Linked DNA regions of Homo sapiens: region 2 is linked to region 1. The links are chromatin loops, found by intact Hi-C in ENCODE. Cell type or tissue: MCF 10A. All regions are shown on one strand. Links, peaks and the distances in the headings refer to the core of each region. The heading gives the core; the rest is flanking DNA. Region 1 overlaps SLC1A2 (solute carrier family 1 member 2). Region 2 has its middle 9.9 kb from the start of ABTB2.

Region 1 (8,000 bases), core at 1-8,000:
TGCTCATCATCACTGGCCATCAGAGAAATGCAAATCAAAACCACTATGAGATACCATCTCACACCAGTTAGAATGGCAATCATTAAAAAGTCAGGAAACAACAGGTGCTGGAGAGGATGTGGAGAAACAGGAACACTTTTACACTGTTGGTGGGACTGTAAACTAGTTCAACCATTGTGGAAGTCAGTGTGGCGATTCCTCAGGGATCTAGAACTAGAAATACCATTTGACCCAGCCATCCCATTACTGGGTATATACCCAAATGACTATAAATCATGCTGCTATAAAGACACATGCACACGTATGTTTATTGCAGCATTATTCACAATAGCAAAGACTTGGAACCAACCCAAATGTCCAACAATGATAGACTGGATTAAGAAAATGTGGCACATATACAACATGGAATACTATGCAGCCATAAAAAATGATGAGTTCACGTCCTTTGTAGGGACATGGATGAAATTGGAAATCATCATTCTCAGTAATCTATCGCAAGAACAAAAAACCAAACACCGCATATTCTCACTCATAGGTGGGAATTGAACAATGAGATCACATGGACACAGGAAGGGGAATATCACACTCTGGGGACTGTTGTGGGGTGGGGGGAGGGGGGAGGGATAGCATTGGGAGATATACCTAATGCTAGATGACGAGTTAGTGGGTGCAGCGCACCAGCACGGCACATGTATACATATGTAACTAACCTGCACAATGTGCACATGTACCCTAAAACTTAAAGTATAATTAAAAAAAAAAAAAAAAGAAGTTTGGAGGGACACAAACATTCAGTCCGTAGCAGCCCACCTAGCGTCTAAGACTGTGGCTCAGGTATATTCGGAGCTTTGCTTCTTCCCACCCAGTATGGAAGCTTTAGGAGACTTGCCTGCTGCCTGCTTTACCTGTGTTTGTCACCTCCCCATGGGCCTCTCCTTCCGGGTGCTGGCTATGCTGGGGTCTTGGGGTCTCTTACCTTCCCTTGACTTTGTGCTGCTCCCTTGGACAGTCTTTAGTGGAGGGGTGATGTGGGAAGAGCTACACTTCCCTTTGCTCTCCTGTCCCTTAATTCCCCAGAGCTTCACACATACAATGACTTTATCAAAGATTAAAAAGAGAGGGAGAGAGAGAACCTTAAAAATAGCTATTCTCAGAAGTTAAGAGAAAAAAAAAAAACACTCCTAAACTTTTGACAGGAAGTCACCTGAGAGATTAGCTCTGTGTTGGTGCATGGCTTGAGGTCTGTCCTCCTCAGAGTAAGTGCTCCTCTTTCAGTCCTCCACGGGGCAAACTCCCACTCCTGTCCACAGTGGATCCCCACTGCCCTCCCTACTCAGGGAGAGCCCATTGTTGTTCATTGGGGGGTGTTCCTGAAGTCTGAGTTAATCACTATGGATAGCATGGCCAGGAGCACCAGTGGGGAAGACGCTCTCCTCGGGGGTCTCTGGGATCCTTTGAGCATTGACCCACGCTTAGCACACAGGGCATACAGATCTCCGAGGACACTTGCCTTCCAGACCTACCAAGGAGAGAAATGCTTTTCTAGAAGGCAACATACCTGCAGCTGTATTCTCTGTCTGCCACAGAAGAACAGTTGTCTTTATTGTGCCTTGACCTTTCCTCATCTTTCAGCTGCCATGTCGTGCCCAACGGCTTAACAGTACAACAGAAATGGGACTCAGCACCCAGTACTGTGCCTCTCCAAGCCTCCAGGCCATTTGGCACTGGCCACTCCCACTGACTAGGTCAGACCTACAGGTTTGCTTACCTGGGGTTCCATCCCATCCTTAACTGGTGGGATGGTGGCCTTGCAGCTGACTAGGAGAAACTGAAGGTGGTACAATGGAGTGAATTCTCTAGGAAACAGAAGGGGTCAGCCTACTTGGCCTGTTTTGGCTGGGTCATTTGGTCGTTTTTCTAAAGGCCAAAGTTCATGCTCTTTTGACCAAAGTTAGGGATTTTTTTTTCATCAGGGGAGTTAAATGAGCTATTTGCACTTCCATATTTTTGAAAAGCGGCCTTTCACTCCAGCAGGCTCAGGCTGCCAAATTGGTGTGTCCCCCCATCTGTGGACACCAACATCACAGCCACCCAGAGCAATGGGGCAGATCCCGGTGGTGACTGAGCAGCAGGTTGAGGCTTTGGAGACCCGTTTTGATGTGTCTTTGATCCCTCCACACGTGGCTGAAGGCACGTGGGAGACAGAGTGTGGACCTCAGGCCTTTGCTGCAACATCATGAGAAAACCAGGACTCCCCTGCTGCCTGTAGCTGGTGGGTGGGTAGGAGGAGTTTACTTAAAAAAAAAGTTAGACCCTAGGGTTGGGGCTGGGGTTTGTTCAAGGGCTGGGGCAAAAGGAGGTGATAGAAAGGAGGGAGCTTGAAAATTGCCAAGGGAGGAAGGAAGGGCTCAGTTGAACAGATCAGTCTTTTTCCTTTAGGAGGGGACTGGAGAATGCTCCATCATGGTTACAGAAGAGCTTCAAGGGCCGTGGGACCTTCTTTAGCCATTCTCACCAGCAGAAAGCCACAGGGAAGAAGAGGAAAAGGGTGAAAGAAGCCCAGAGTGATAAAAGGGAGTCTCTATTCTCTCCCATTCTTTAAAACCAGAGCATTTTGAGCAAACCACCATTAAGACACTTGCTTTATTGATTTTTATAAATTTTTATTTGGCTATTTTGGGGATGGGGGGAGACAAAAATCACTGAAGGAAATGTTCAAAGCTGGGAGGAAAAGTGGTTGGTGACTTTTTTCCCACATTTGTAAAACATCCTTTCACATTTTGTCTGAATGCCTATTGCCCGTTGCCAAATCCTAATTCAATTAAAGGTTTAGCAATGAACACCAGTTTAGAATTGTTTTGCCATCTCTGCTCAGGACAATAGGCAGTGGAAAGAAGTGAAGAGGGGGGTGTCAGATGCCACACACTGGGGGATATGGGTGCTATGGGTCACCTGCAGCCATCTAGCTTTAAAATGACCGGGGAAGAGCCTCCTGCATTCACTGTGGGGAGAAGTCAGGAGCTGGGCTGGCCTGTGTCTTCAAAGTGGCAGCTTTAGAAATCAGGAGAGTCTCCTGGGACCAGCTCAAGCTGCAATAAAATGCGGTGCCATTCATGCATTAAACAGATCCTTACAGAGAGGCTGCTGCTCTGCTAGGCGTTAAGGACAGCCCTCTGGAAGACAGATACAGCCACATCTGGCAGCTGCATGGAGGCCAGCAGCCCGAGACCCTGGGTGATGATGCATCTTGGGCTTCTGCCACCTGCTAGCACCACACTCTGACCCAAACCTTCACATGGGACACCTGGCACCAAGAAGGAGGATAGAGATGTTTGAATCTAGGACCAGATACTTACTGGATTAATGACTTGGCCTCTCAGAGCTTCAGGTTCCTCATAGACTCCCACCATAAAGTAGGTATGATAGCACCTATCTTGGACGGTTGTAACGATAGTCATCTGTCATTTGACCAGTGCTGGAACATATAGGTATATAGGTGCTTGGAAAAAGGTGGCTATTTTGAAATATTCTATGATTTAAGCCCTGGTGTGCTTAATACCCCCCTGAAACACCTAAAGTTGAGACTTCAAGATGTATAAAACCTTCCAAATAGATTCATGCCACATTTATCCACCCTCCCTCTCCAAGCATACACATGCACTGCTGAATCTTCCAGAAGGGGAGGTCCTAAGGGTGCCAAGCCTGAACAGATACTGGGAGGAGGACTCGGGGCATTCCCTCCAGACAGTTTTCCCAAGACCCTCCACTGCCATTGGGAAAAAGAGTGTGGGAACCCCGGGAGTCTTAATTTAGGCAGCCAAAGGGTGGGCCTTGGGAGCTCCAGCTCTCTCAGATTTCTGGTCTGGCAAGATGGAGTATGAATAAGAAACTCAGTAAGCATTTAACTGCTGATTGACTCTGGGAATTCCCAATAGTATTCGCAATAGAGAAGGCAGGTCCCCTTCCCCCAAATGTCAGAAGCCGGCTTCCTCCGCCTACTCCTGGTGACTTCCACCGCCCTGGACACATGGGGGCGCTGCAGCCCTACTTTTGCTGGATGCCCTCCCCGTCCGAGTCCTGAAAGACCCTGATTTTCCTCTGTATCTGGGTGAGTTCACATTCTCTGTGTCTTCCTATGTAGAAATCAGCGAAAGCTCAGCAATGTACTTAGAAAATAAAACCAAAAATGTGCACCTTAAACCAGGAAACAAAAACTTACGCAAGCAATGCATTTTTTTAATTGTACAAACACTTAAAAGTATGTGTAAGCAAAAAGAATTCCAAATACCCTGTGAGAATAATATTCAAAACACACACACACACGTGCACAAACACATGGAATGGGACGATAAGGGTGATTTTTATTTATTTATCAAGATAAGGTATCATTCTGCAAACTATTTTGTTATTAGCTTTTTCACTTAAAAATAGCCCTGCTTGCAAGCAGGCTCTGTGGTGCAATGGATAGCGCATTGGACTTCTAGCCTAAATCAAGAGATTCAAAAATAGCCCTGCTAAATATTTGCAATCTTTCCTACGCTCCTTTTTCCCCCAAAGTGACTTTGGATATCCAGAGTTACCAAATCTAGTATTTGAAGTCCTTAGGTTTGAGGGTTGAAAGTGAAAGGCAAGCTGTTTTAATGAAAATTCCTAACTGAAGAGAGCGGAGACTTAAGATGCTTAAATTTTGGTCACACCTGAGCGGTATTTGTTTGCATGGCAGTTAGAAGGCAGGTAATTTGTCCTAAAACTAAAACAGCAGTTAACAACCTTTAAATTCCCTGAGGAGATCCCTTCTTCCCCAACCAAACCTGTTCCCATTTCCTTCTAGACTGGTTGACGGTCAGGTGGGCTGATTGGTTCTCCCTGCTACAGTGGTAGAATTCAGCGCTGTACCTAGGTAAGAAGGGTTTTGGAGGGTGTATGGGAAGGTACACACAGGGTAGAGATGATAGCACAGGCTTTGTGGTCAGACTGGCAATGGTTCAAATCCCAGCTCTGTGACTTCTTGCCCAGGTGGGTGGCCTCAGGCAAATTACTTAATCGCCCAGAGCCTCATTGGTAAAACAGGGTCATAAAACTCTCACAGAATTGTGACTGGCAGATTATAAGCACCCAATGCTCTTTTAGGGGTTCACAAAGTTTTTCTGCAAAGAGCCAGATAGTGCATATTGTAGGCTTTGTGAGCCATACAGTCTGTATCATAATGAGTCAACTCTGCCATTGCATCACAAAAGCAGCCACGGACAGTATGTAAATAAGCGAGCAAGGCTGTGTTCCAATAAAAGTTTATTTACAAAAATAGATGGCAAGCTGGATTTGACCTGTGGACCATGGTTGACTGACCCTGCTCGTGATCATCCCCATCCAACAGAAATATAGCAGAGGCCACAGATAGAATACTAGATTTTCTTGTAGCCACACTATAAAAGGAAAGAGAAACAGGTGAAATTAGTTTTAAGAATAGATTTTATGCCCGGGCGTGGTGGCTCACACCTGTAAGCTCAGCACCATCGGAGGCCGAGGCGGGCAGATCACTTGAGGTCAGGAGTTCCAGACCAGCCTGGCCAACATGGAGAAACCCTTTCTCTACTAAAAATACAAAAATTAGCTGGGTGTGGGGGCTGATGCCTGTACTCCCAGCTACTTTGGAGACTGAGGCAGGAGAATCGCTTGAACCAGGGAGGCGGAAGTTGCAGTGAGCCAAGATTGTGCCATTGCACTCCAGCCTGGGTGATAAGAGTGAAACTCCATCTCAAGAAAAAAAAAAAAAAAAAGAATAGATTTTACTTACCTCAATATATCCAAGTTATGATTGCTTCAACATGTAACTAATATGAAAAATTCCTTAATGAGATGGTACATTTTATTTTTTGGTAATATTTTCAAACTCTGCTGGTATTTTAAACTTATGACACATCTCATTTTGCACTGGTCACATTTCGAGTGGTCAGTAAAACGTAACCTCAATATTGCTTCTCAAACTGCAGGCCAAAACCAATTTAGTGGGTCAAGAAAGCAACTTACTTAAAAAAAATCAAATTTTAAAAATGAAATGGAGGAGAATAGAAACTATCAGGGTACACTACATGTAGGAAGGACATGGGTCGTTTCTTGTACTTTGGTGTGTGAATGCCTGTGTGTGCACGTGCCTGTGTGTGGGTGTGCGCTGAGACATCATGAGAAAAAGAAGACATCTATTTCTTACTGTAGATTGCACACAGACATGTTTGAAACTCATTACTGTACGTGCTAAAGTCAAGTGGGTTTTTTGTTTGTGTTTTTGTCTTTTAGAGCAGGCTAACTGGGGTGTTTAGCTAGTGCTTCACACAGGCTGTGCTGTTGACCGAATAAACATCCAAAACCAGCTAAACCAGTTGCTAAATGTCATAGTGACCATTTAAAAATACAAATCAAAGTTTCAAACTTTAAACTTTATTATCTCTATTCTTAGCTTTAAAGCATGCTCATTTTACAGATAGCAAACAGAAATCCGGAAAAGTGAAATACTTAAGACCCCAAAACCTTGGCTGGGCCCAGTGTCTCATGCTTGTAATCCAACACTCTGGGAGGCTGAGGTGGGAGGATCACTTGAACCCAGGAGTTTGAGACCAGCCTGGGCAATATAGCAAGACCTGGTGTCTACAAGAAAATTTAAGAACAAAAAAGAGGCTGGGCATGGTAGCTCATGCCTGTAATCTCAGCACTTTGGGAGGCTGAGATGGGTGGATCACCTGAGTTCAGGAGTTCAAGACCAGCCTGGACAACATGGTGAACTCTGTCTCTACTAAAAATACAAAAATTAGCCAGACATAGTGGCTCGTGCCTGTAATCCCAGCTACTCCGGAGGCTGAGGCAGGAGAATCGCTTGAACCCGGGAGGCAGAGGTTGCAGTGAGCCACGATCATGCCATTGCACTCCAGCCAGGGTGACAAGAGTGAAGCTCTGTCTCACCAAAAGAAAAATAATAATAAGAAGAAGAAGAAGGAGAAGGAGAAGAAGAAGAAAATACTAATAGTTAAAAACAAAACAAAAAAAAGACCAAAAACCTGAGAAGTAGTTTTGGAACGAGAATGAGGAACTCTGTGAACTCAGCCTTGAGCTCCTTCCTCACCTGCTGGGCTCTCTACCTGGGCATGTGAATGGGAAACTGGGCCAATTCACCCAGTGATTTAAGCATTGAGTCATTTTTTTGCTTGGAATATTTGAATATATGAAATAAAAGTTAAAGAGGTATTGCTTTAAAGCACTTCATTCTCTTATTGATTCTTTTATTGACTCTTCCACAAATATTTTTTTTCCCTCAGTTTTTGGTCATCTACATATTTAGGTTTTTAAAAAATTAAATTAGTTTTGTACTCAGGGGTACATGTGCATGTTTGTTACGTGGGTATATTGCATACTGGTGGGGACTGGACTTCTAGTGTACCCGTTACCCAAATAGTGAACATCGCATCAAATAGGTAATTATTCAACCCTCACTCCCAGCCCCTTTTGGAGTCCCCGGTGTTTATTATTTCATCTCTATGTCCACGTGTACCCAGTGATTAGCTACCACTTATAAGTGACAACATGTGATATTTGGTTTTGTGCTTCTGAATTAGTTCATTTAGGGTAATTCCACCTGCTCATGCTTTCTGAGCATCCGAAGGTGTATCCTGCTGGGAAACAAATGTGAAGGAGGCATAGGCTCTACATGCTCACAATCTGGGGTAGGGTGTTATCTTTCAATAAAAACATGTCTGAGTGGGGCATGGTGGCTCATGCCTGTAATCCCAGCACTTTGGGAGGCCGAGGCGGGAGGATCACTTGAGTCCAAGAGTTTAAGACCAGCCTGGGCAACATAGGGAGACTTTGTCTCTATAAAAAATACAAAAATTTAAACAGGCATGGAGGCACACACCTGTAGTCCCAGCTACTTGGAGATTGGGGCAGGAGGATGGCTTGAGCCTGGGAGGTCAAGGTTGCAGTGAGCTGTGATCACACCACTGTACTCCAGT
Region 2 (10,924 bases), core at 1,763-9,762, 1.0 Mb after region 1:
CAAAGTGCTGGGATTACAGGCATGAGCCACCGCACCCGGCCTATAATGTCTTCTTGAAGCCTGATTGGCAGGCTCCCTGGGATAAGTTGCAGACTACCTTCCCAGGTGTTTCTTTCTTCCTAATAGTTTTCTGATATCAACATTTACATCTCAATTCTCTAAGTACACTCTTGGTAGGGTTCTACCTGGCGTGCACTCAGTGTGGCTTACCAGACACCATGGGGGTGTTCCCTGCTGCAAATTTGTACATGATCTTGGTGGACTTCAAGCTGACTGTCATGTCAGCATGTTAGCCCTGTTCAAAGAACAGCTTACTCTCTGGGGGTTTTATTCCTTTTTTTTTTTTTTTTTTTTGAGACGGAATTTTGCTCTTGTTGCCCAGGCTGGAGTACAATGGCAAGATCTCGGCTCACCACAACCTCCGCCTCCCAGGTTCAAGCGATTATCCTGCCTCAGCCTCCTGAGTAGCTGGGATTACAGGCATGCACCACCACACCCAGTTAACTTTGTATTTTTAGTAGAGACGGGGTTTCTCCATGTTGGTCAGGCTGGTCTGGAACTCCCAACCTCAGGTGATCCGCCTGCCTCAGCCTCCCAAAGTGCTGGGATTACAGGCGTGAGCCCCCGCGCCCCGCCATATTCTTATTCAAAGAAAATGAGGGCGGACGCAGTGGCTCAAGCCTGTAATCTCAGCACTTTGGGAGGCCAAGGAGGGTGGATCACGAGGTCAAGAGATCGAGACCATCCTGGCTAACACGGTGAAACCCCGTCTCTACTAAAAGAAAAAATACAAAAAAATTAGCCGGGCGTGGTGGCGGGCGCCTGTAGTCCCAGCTACTCAGGAGGCTAAGGCAGGAGAATGGCATGAACCCAGGAGGCAGAGATTGTAGTGAGCCGAGATCGCGCCACTACACGCCAACCTGGGCGACAGAGTGAGACTCCGGCTCAAAAAAAAAAAAAAAGAAAAGAGAATGAGAAGCAAGATGATGAAGTGGTAGAGTCCTTGAATGACAAACACTAATGAACCAGGGCTTCTGCAGCAGGCCCTGTGCTGGGCATATTGGTACAATGCTTTCAACATGGCTTGCCTAACTCTTCTGGTGTGCAGCGTGCCTGGAGAATTGCTAGATTTAACCCAAGACCCCAGTTATCAACTTTTAGAAAAAATCTTGGAATCAGATTACAGAAAACGAAACAAAATGGTGCTCAAAATTATACCCCAAGAGGCCAGGCGCAGTGACTCACGCCTGTAATCCTTGCACTTTGGGAGGCTGAGGCGGACAGATCAACTGAAGTCAGGAGTTTAAGACCAGCCTGGCCAACATGATGAAACTCCATCTCTACTAAAAATACAAAAATTAGCCAGGCGTGGTGATGTATGCCTGTAATCCCAGCTACCCAGGAAGCTGAGGAAAGAGAATCGCTGAAACCCAGGAGGTGGAGGCTGCAGTGAGCCGAGGTCGCACCACTGCACTCCAGCCTAGGTGACAGAGCAAAACTCCGTTTCCAAAAAAAAAAAAAAAAATAGACAACAACAACAAAAAATTATACCCCAAAAGTTTCACTACACCCCTTTAGTCACCAGTTTCCAGGCTAAGTCTGAACAAGGAGCAGTTGTTTTCCTCTCTTCAACACCTTGAAAAAGCAAATGACAGCAGAGACAGAGTTGCATCATCAGTATTATTTCATCAACTGCTTCTCAAGAATTTCAGAAAGCAGGCTATAACCAGACTCATGGGATGAGTCACGTGGCATTTGCTCTTGTCATTAAGAGTCAGAATGTTTGCTAAAACAGCCATAGCCTGAGTCATCACTTTACAGAATGTCACACGAATAATGCCCAGGAATAAAGAACATTGATTCTCTTTCTTTCACTCCCTGGAAAATACAGCCTTTATAGTGGGGTTATAAGGTACGTGAGAGAGCTACTTCATTAAGTTATTTTTTATTGTAGATTAAATGTTTGAGGTTACTTTTACTTATTGCTGGCCTAAATAATGTCCCACACTGCAATCCTGTCCTTTTTCTAGCTAACTACCTGATCGTGACTTTTCCTTGTTTTGAAGAGAGAAAGTCTTCTAAATGTCCCAAATTGTGGTGTTTTGTGAGTATTTACACATCCTTTGCCAAGAATCTTCATAAGCAAAATATGTGTGGCCCTACAAAGAAAATAGAGCTTTCTATTTTTGATCAATGAGTACTGCATAATTCAGTTAAACTCAACTGAGTTTAATCCAACAAATATTTATTATCTATTCTAGGTTTAAAGTGTACTAAGCTCTAGTGGGGAAAGAGTGTTTCTGTCTTCAAGAAACACAGAACAGTAGGAAAGAAAGACATACACCCGTGAAACAAATTATTAGCTTTACATGATAAATGTCATTCTTTCATTCAACAAAAATATTAAATATTTTCCATGAATCAGAGCCTGTGCGGAGTAGGAACCAGGGATACAAAATTAAATGAAATAGCCTCTGCTTTCAAGGTGCACACAATCAAATGGAGAAACACAGACAAGTAAACAATAGTTACATTAGACTGTGATGAGCGATGATAACAGCAGAAATGGGACCAAAGAGTTGGCAGAGGGGTCTGGGAGGCTTACAGAAAACTTCAGAGAGGAAATGACTTCTGAGAGTTCCCACTAAAAGGAAACAGAGGCAAAGCATGGTGGCTCATGCCTGTAATCCCAGCACTTCGAGAAGCCATGAGGGGCAGATTACTTGAGGCCAGGAGTTCGAGACCAGCCAGGCCAACATGGCGAAACCCCATCTCTACTAAAAATACAAAAATTAGCTGGGAGTGGTGCCTCACACTTGTAATCCCAGCTACTTGGGAGGCTGAGGCACAAGAATCACTTGAACCCAGGAGGCGGAGCTTGCAGTGAGACGAGATCGCACCACTGCACTCCGGCCTGGGCGACAAAGCCAGACTGTCTCTAAAATAAAGAAAAAGAAAACTGTGTTCCAGCATTCATCTGTTGAAATAGGATCACCCCTAATCCCACTAAACCTCTTCAATTTCGACTTGACTCCTTACTTTGATTTGGAATGTTTAAAGAAAAGGTCCTGGCCGGGCGCAGTGGCTCACGCCTGTAATCCCAGCACTTTGGGAGGCTGAGGCGAGTGGATCACCTGAGGTCAGGAGTTCGAGACCAGCCTGACCAACATGGAGAAACCCATCTCTACAAAAAAAAAAAAAATACAAAAACTTAGCCAGGTGTGGTGGTGCATGTCTGTAATCCCAGCTCCTCAGGAGGCTGAGGCAGGAGAATCACTTGAACCCAGGAGGCGGAGGTTGCAGTGAGCCAAGATTGTGCCATTGCACTCTAGCCTGGGCAACAAGAGTGAAACTCTGTCTCAAAAAAAAAGAAAAGAAAAGAAAAGGTCCTAATTGGGGCTCAATTTTTACCCTTTGTTACTGAATTAAGACATATCTCCACTATATTTGTAGGCTTGATTGTTTTTAAATTAATTATGCATTGAAAAGTCTAAAAAAGCTACTATCTTTTAGTTCTTTAAGAAATCTCCACACTGTTTTCCACACTGGTTGTACTAGTTTACATTCCTACCAGCAGTGTAAAAGTGTTCCCTTTACACCATATCCATGCCAACATCTATTTTTTTTTTATTATGGTTATTCTTGCAGGAGTAAGATGGTATCACACTGTGGTTTTGATTTGCATTTCCCTGATCATTAGTGATGTTGAAGATTTTTTCATGTTTGTTGGTCATTTGTATATCTTCTTTTGAAAATTGTCTTTTCATGTCCTTAGCCCACTTTTTGATGGGATTGTTTGGCGTTTTATTGCTGATTTGTTTGAGTTCCTTGTAGAAAGGTTCTGGATATTAGTCCTTTGTTGGAAGTATAGATTGCAAAGATTTTCTCCCATTCTGTGGGCTATTTACTCTGCTCATTGTTTCTTTGGCTGTGCAGAAGCTTTTTAGTTTAAGTCCCATCTATTTATCTTTGTTTTTGTTGCATTTGCTTTTGGGTTCTTGGTGATTAAGTCTTTGCCTAAGCCAATGCCTATAAGGGTTTTTCCAATGTTATCTTCTAGAGTTTTTATGATTTCAGGTCTTAGATTTAAGTCCTTGATCCATCTTGAGATGATTTTTGTAGAAGATGAGAGATGAGAATCCAGTTTTATTCTTCTACATGTGGCTTGCCAATTATCCCTGCACCATTTGTTGAATAGGGTGTCCTTTCCTCCACTTTATGTTTTTGTTTGGTTTGTCAAAGATCAGTTGGCTGTAAGTATTTGGGCTTATTTCTGGGTTCTCTATTCTGTTCCATTGGTCTATGTGCCTATTATTAAGCCAGTACAATGCTGTTTTGGTGACTATGGCCTTATAGCATAGTTTGAAGTCAAGTAAAGTGATGCCTCCAGATTTGTTCTTTTTGCTTTGTCTTGCTTTGGCTATGCAGGCTCATTTTTAGTTCCATATGAATTTTAGGATTGTTTTTTCTAGTTCTGTGAAAAATAATGGTGATATTTTGATGGAAATTGCATTGAATTTGTAATTGTTTTGGCAGTATGGTCATTTTCATAATATTGATTATATCCATCCATGAGCGTGGGATGTATTTCCATTTGTTTGTGTTGTTTATTATTTCTTTCAGCAGTGTTTTGTAGTTTTCCTTGAAGAGTTCTTTTGACTCCTTGGTTAGGTATATTCCTAAGTATTTTATTTTATTTTTGCAGTTATTATAAAAGGGATTGAGTTCTTGATTTGATTATTATCTTGGTTGCTCTTGGTATATACCAGAGCTACTGATTTGTGTACCTTAATTTTGTACCCTGAAACTTTGCTGAATTCATTTTCAGTTCTAGGAGCTTTTTGGAGGAGTCTTTAGGGTTTTCTAGGTATACAATCATATTATCAGCAGTGACAGTTTGACTTCCTCTTTACTAAATTGGATGCCCTTTATTTCTTTCTCCTGTCTGATTGCTCTGTCTAGAACTTCCAGTACAATGTTGAATAGAAGTGGTAAGAGTGGGCATTCTTGTCTTGTTCCAGTTCTCAGGAGGAATGCTTTCAACTTTTCCCCATTCAGTATAATGTTGGCTGTACTTAATTATACATTTAGTATAATTAAGATATGTCCCTTCTGTGCCAATTTTACTGAGGGTTTTAATCATAAAGAGATGCTGGATTTTGTCAAATGCTTTTTCTGCATCTATTGAGATGATCAGGTGATTTTTATTTTTAATTCTGTTTATGTGGTGTATCACATTTATTGACTTGAGTATGTTAAACCATCCCTGCATCCCTGGTATGAAACACACTTGATAATGATGGACTATCTTTTCAATATGCTGTTGGATTCAGTTAGCTAGTATTTTGTTAAGGATTTTTGCATCTATCTTCATCAGGGATATTGGTCTGTAGTTTTCTTTTTTTGTTATGTCCTTTCCTGATTTGGGTATTAGGGTGATACTGGCTTGTATGATTTAGGGAGGATTCCCTCTTTCTCTATTTGTAGAACAGTGTCAGTAGGAATTTGATCCAGCAATCCCACTACTGGCTATCTACCCAGAAAAAAAGGAGTCATTATATGAAAAAGATACTTGCACACACATGTTTATAGCAGCACAATTCACAATTGCAAAAATATGCAACCAGCCCTAATGCCCATCAATCAACACATGGATAAAGAAATTGTATAGATACACCATGAAATACTACTCAGCCATAAAAAGGAACAAAATAATGGTATTTGCAGCAACCTGGATGGAATTGGAGACCATTATTCTAAGTGAAGTAACTCAGGAATGGGAAACCAAACATTGTATGTTCTCACTCATAAGTGGGAGCTAAGCTATGAGGACGCAAAGGCATAAGAATGATATAATGGACTCTGGGGATTTGGGGGAAAGGAATGGGGGGGGTGAGGGATACAAGACAACAAACTGGGCACCTTGTATACTTCTCAGGTGATGGGTACACCAAAATCTCAGCAATCACCACTAAAGAAGTTACTCATATAAGCAAACATCGCCTGTTCCCCAAAAACCTATGGAAATAATTCTTTTTTTTTTTTTTTTTTTTTTTTTTTTTGAGACAGAGTCTCACTCTGTTGCCCAGGCTGGAGTGCAGTGGTGTGATCTCGGCTCACTGCAACCTCCACCTCCCAGGTTCAAGTGATTCTGCTGCCTCAGCCTCCTGAATAGCTGAAATTACAGGTACACGCCACCATGCCCAGCAAATTTTTGTATTTTTAGTAGAGACAGGATTTCACCATGTTGGCCAGGCTGGTCTCGAACTCCTGACATCAGGTAATCCACCGACCTTGGCCTCCCAAAGTGCTGAGATTACAGGCGTGAGCCACCTCGCCCGGCTGGAAATAATTTTTTTAAAGGCTACTATCTGAACTCTGAAGACCACTTCCTCCAGTCCCATCTGCAATTCAGCCATCCATCCCTGTGCTGCAGCTGTCTACAATCATTCCTAATATTAAGCACCCTTGCTTAAGGGCAGACAGAGACATTTTCAGATTTTTTAAAGAATTTATCATTAGGAATAGTTATGTGGTTCCAGATCTATCCTCTTGGGAGATTCAAAAGTTGTTTGTTTGTTTGTTTGTTTGTTTTTACTTTAAATCCTGCTCATGAGTTTTAAAAAATGGCTTCTTAGGTGCAAGTTCATAGCTAAATGATTGAGAGTGCCACCTGCCGGGAACACCTGAAATTCCTGGACTTGCATATTGAATTGCAAGTTTCCTGGACCCAAAGCATTTGAATCAAACTGAGACCCTCTGGTTACAAATGAGGACTCAGTCTCTACGGCTACAGAATTTGCATTTTAAAACAGTTTTGGGGTGCCTTGAGGTTTAAGAAACAAATGTCTTAGTTCCCAAACTTGCCTGATAAGAATCACCCGGGAATTTTTGTTTGTTTGAGACAGCGTCTCATTCTGTCCCACCCCAGAGTGTAGAGACACAATCGTAGCTCACTGCAGCCTTCAATTCCTGGGCTCAAGCGATCCTCCCACCTGAGCCTCCCAAGTAGCTAGGACTAAAAGCACCCAACACCACGCCCTCCTGATTTTTGTATTTTTCTTTTGTAGAGATGGAGTCTTGCTATATTGACAAGCTGGTTTTGAACTCCTGGGCTCAAGTGATCCTCTGGCCTTGGCCTCCCAAAGTGCTGGGATTACAGACATGAGCCACTGTGCCCAGCCAGAATGCTTGTTTAAAATATTTTTACTCCGGATCACATTACAGACTTACTGAATTCGTATTTCCAAGAAAGGTGCCTGGGACTTGAGATTTGTATAAAACCATCAGATGAATATTAAAAGCTGAAATAGATTCTCTATACCAGGGTAGAAGAGCACAATTGTTGATTTTGTTTTTTTTTTAAGCAGATAATTGATAACTAGAATATGAAACATCTAGGTCTGGGAATATGGCAACACTACCACAATCAAGTTGTCCCTGGATTCTCTGTCCCATAATTCAGCTCTGTGGTCTTAAGTGCCAGCCCCTTCCCTAAAATTCTTGCCATTAAACCCCAGGCTCCCAGGCTGGGCAGGGTGGCTCAAGCCTATAATCTCAGCACTTTGGAAAACCGGGGGGGGGTGGGGGGGGCGTGGATCACCTGAGGTCAGGAGTTCGAGACCAGCCTGGCCAACATGGTGAAGCCAGGTCACTATTAAAATACAAAGATTAGCTGGGCGTGGTGGCGGGCGCTTGTAGTCGCAGCTAATCGGGAGGCTGAAGCAGGAGACTTGCTTGAACCTGGGAGGTGGAGGTTGCAGTGAGCCAAGATCACACCACTGCACTCCAACCTGAGCGACAGCAGGAGACTCCATCAAAACACACACACACACACACACACACACACACACACACACACAATCAAAAAAACTCCCAGGCTCCCAGTGGCTTCCTCTGATACCAGCTAACACATTTGTGATGCCAACTGCCTGACAGGCAGAGCTCCTGTTGGAAAGCCCTCCTACAACCTATCTTGTTTGCTTTGTGAACGGTTTTATTAGGTTGGTGCAAAAGTAATTGCGGTTTAGCCATTACTTTCAATGGCAAAAGCCACAATTACTTCTGCACTTACCCCAATTTTTTTTTTTTTTTTTTTTTTGAGCCGGATTCTCCTGCTGTTGCCCAGTCTGGAGTGCAGTGGCGCGATCTCGGCTCACTGCAAGCTCCGCCTCCCGGGTTCACGCCATTCTCCTGCTTCAGCCTCCCGAGTAGCTGGGACTACAGGCCCCCACCACCACGCCTGGCTAATTTTTTGTATTTTTAGTAGAGACGGAGTTTCACAGTGTTAGCACTTACCCCGATTTTCTCCTGTGAAGCAATGTCCTAGGTTTGGAACTACCTTTGGGATCGCATTGTGTCCAAAAGAACCAAATTCCAGCTTTGGGCAATGGTCAGATACTGAAACTGACCAGTCCTAATATCTATCTGGATTTGGTCCAAGGTCCTGCCCTATCACAACTACTTGAGCGAACACATAAGATGTGTCATTGTCTTCATAAGACACAGAAGATAGTCATTGTCTTCTCTTCTTCAAGTTAAATAAAAAGTCCCAGTTACTTTAAAATAGCCTGTGGTATTTGAAAAAAAAAAAAAAAAAACTCTCTGCACAGTTAAGCCCAGGACCAGGATAGCATGGGTTACAAGAAATACAAACAGAGCCTTAAATATTGTAGGTCATGAGTATAGTAGAGGGAGAAACAGAATGCAAAATTTCCCAAAGTTAACCACAAAATTCAATTCTTTTTTTTCTTTTCTTTTTTCTTTTTTTTTTTTTTTGTAGGCCATCTCATGAGACTAGCCATCCTGCGGAACATACCTTGGGGAAGTATTTTTTTCTTCTTCTTTATAACCATTTTGGGGCTTTGTTTTGAATTGTCTGTGTTTTTCTTTAGTCGTGAGATTCAGAACAAATACCTGTGTCAGGAATGGGCTAATCTAGGTTGCACAGGATGGAGGAGACTTTACAGTTTCCACACCATTGGTTTCTTTTTCAACAACTGAGTGTTCTGTTTGATCAACTTCAAAGCAGCTCTGCTAACCATAACACTCCTGTTTACCACGTTTCTCAGCTTTCCTTGCATTCCACAGTATTTCCTTCCTTATGTTTGACCCATTTCTCCCCCAGATGTACCAACCCGCATAGTGAGTCAAAGAACTGACAATGGCTTTTGGTCAGTGGTTTTCCAGTAGCTCTGCAAAGTTTTGGGCTTCCACTGAGTTTCTCAGAAGCTGCCTGAAAATTCATGAATTGGCTCTAGACCCTTCCACCCACAACCCCAAATCAAGCTTTCTGCTTCTTTGTATTTCATATCAAGGCCTGTGTAAGACTGGAAAAAGGGATTTCTCAACTCGGCAATTTGAAAACGACTCATTTAAGTTATCACCTGTTCTCAGGCATATTATGTTAAGTGTCCAAAGAACAACCCAGATGGTTTTCATAATACCGCGATGTAGCAAGCAATGCTTTTGAAATCATCTCTGTGCTCCCTGCTTAGTGACTCTCTAACCCTTGCAGGAGGAGCTATGGAAGCCCCACTTCATCCCAGATTCTGAGACAAGCCTGGCACCTGTCAGCAAATAGTTAAGGAGTTCCCAAACCAGTAAGTTAAGGAGTCCCAAACCAGTAAGTGCCTCAGAGATTCAGGACGTGATTACGCTGCCTGCTACTCCTGACCTGGCTCTGAAAACCTTGTGTCCAAACCCCCGCCTGGAAACCCACAGTCCCAATAACTGAGTCCCTGTCTTGACTCTCTGCACCATCCTTCAGTTCCTACAGGCTCAGCCTTTCCTTGCCCCCTCCCCCAAGGTTTTGGAAATTAGAGTCTTCTACCAGCCACTCTGGTAGGGGCCTGTTTGCTGAATGCTATTTACCACCCGTGTTCTTATCAGTTGCCAGGGCTAGGCACTGTTTGATGTCTGGTTCTGAGCCATTTCTGGTTTGATCTGCTCTCCACCCTGACCTTCCCACTCATCTAAGCAGCTTATTGTCTCTGCCAAGCCCAGACTTAGATTGTCTTTAAAAATCCAAATTTATGGCCAGGTGCAGTGGCTTACACCTGTAATCCCAGCCTTTTGGGAGGCCGAGGAGGGTGGATCACCTGAGGTCGGGAGTTTGAGACCAGCCTGACCAACATGGAGAAACCCTGTCTCTACTAAAAATACAAAATTAGCTGGGCATGGTGGCGCATGCCTGTAATCCTAGCTACTCGGGAGGCGGAGGCAGGAGAATCGCTTGAACCCGGGAGGCGGAGGTTGCAGTGAGCTGACATCATGCCATTGCACTCCAGCTTGGACAACAAGAGTGAAACTCCATCTCAAAAAAAAAAAAAAAAAAGAAAAAAAAAACAAATTTATATGTATCTATGTAAATAGAGGGGCCTCCTCTTCCCTGAGCCTTGAACAGACAGCAGACCCTGGACCTTGCATACATAGGAGCTGGTTCTATGTCCCCAGGACTTGTCTGCCTTTAGCTACCCTTAGGGACAAACCTACCTCCTCACCATGTACTCTCCCACCAATTCAACATGGACTGTGATGTCTTGACAATGGAAGGATGTCTTACTCCTTACACATGGGCTGAGTTCACATCCCATTTAAGACTTTGTATATGCCTTTTCCAAATGGTTTTCTTTGTCCAAGGCCCTAACATTTATCTCCTTTCCTAACATTGCGCTGTGGCGCTGTGACCTAACAATGGGCCACTGTGTTCTGCCATCATTTTGGAAAAACTTCTCTAACAACCATCATTCTTATTTCTCACCTCTTAGGATCATTGGCCTCATTGAGATCTTCACGAAGGCTATAGACCCGTGCTGTCCACTATGGTAGCACTAACTACTTATAGCTATTCAAGTTTAAAATTAAATTAAAGGCTGAGGCAGGAGGATCACTTGAGCTCAGGAGTTCGAGACCAGCCTGGGCA

What was found. Peaks named below come from ENCODE experiments on the same cell type or tissue, not always from the same donor. Only the 100,000 strongest peaks of a DNase experiment are listed, where the experiment ranks them.
Region 2: it touches region 1 in a loop (11-fold over the local background); 4 of 110 quality-filtered maps call a loop at or near these places.

What each region holds. Positions count from the first base shown.
Region 1 is chr11:35,388,440-35,396,439 of GRCh38, reverse strand. The region is part of intron 1 of SLC1A2 (solute carrier family 1 member 2); the gene reads left to right. Among named protein-coding and RNA genes, the nearest start is that of SLC1A2-AS2, 27 kb to the left of the region's middle. In MCF 10A, for the core only: a CTCF peak has its summit at 4,015 (motif pointing right); DNase peaks (open chromatin) are centred at 4,039 and 5,219.
Region 2 is chr11:34,362,467-34,373,390 of GRCh38, reverse strand. No RefSeq gene overlaps it. Among named protein-coding and RNA genes, the nearest start is that of ABTB2, 9.9 kb to the right of the region's middle. RefSeq lists a cis regulatory region at 1,554-1,929. In MCF 10A, for the core only: a CTCF peak has its summit at 6,700 (motif pointing left); a DNase peak (open chromatin) is centred at 6,670.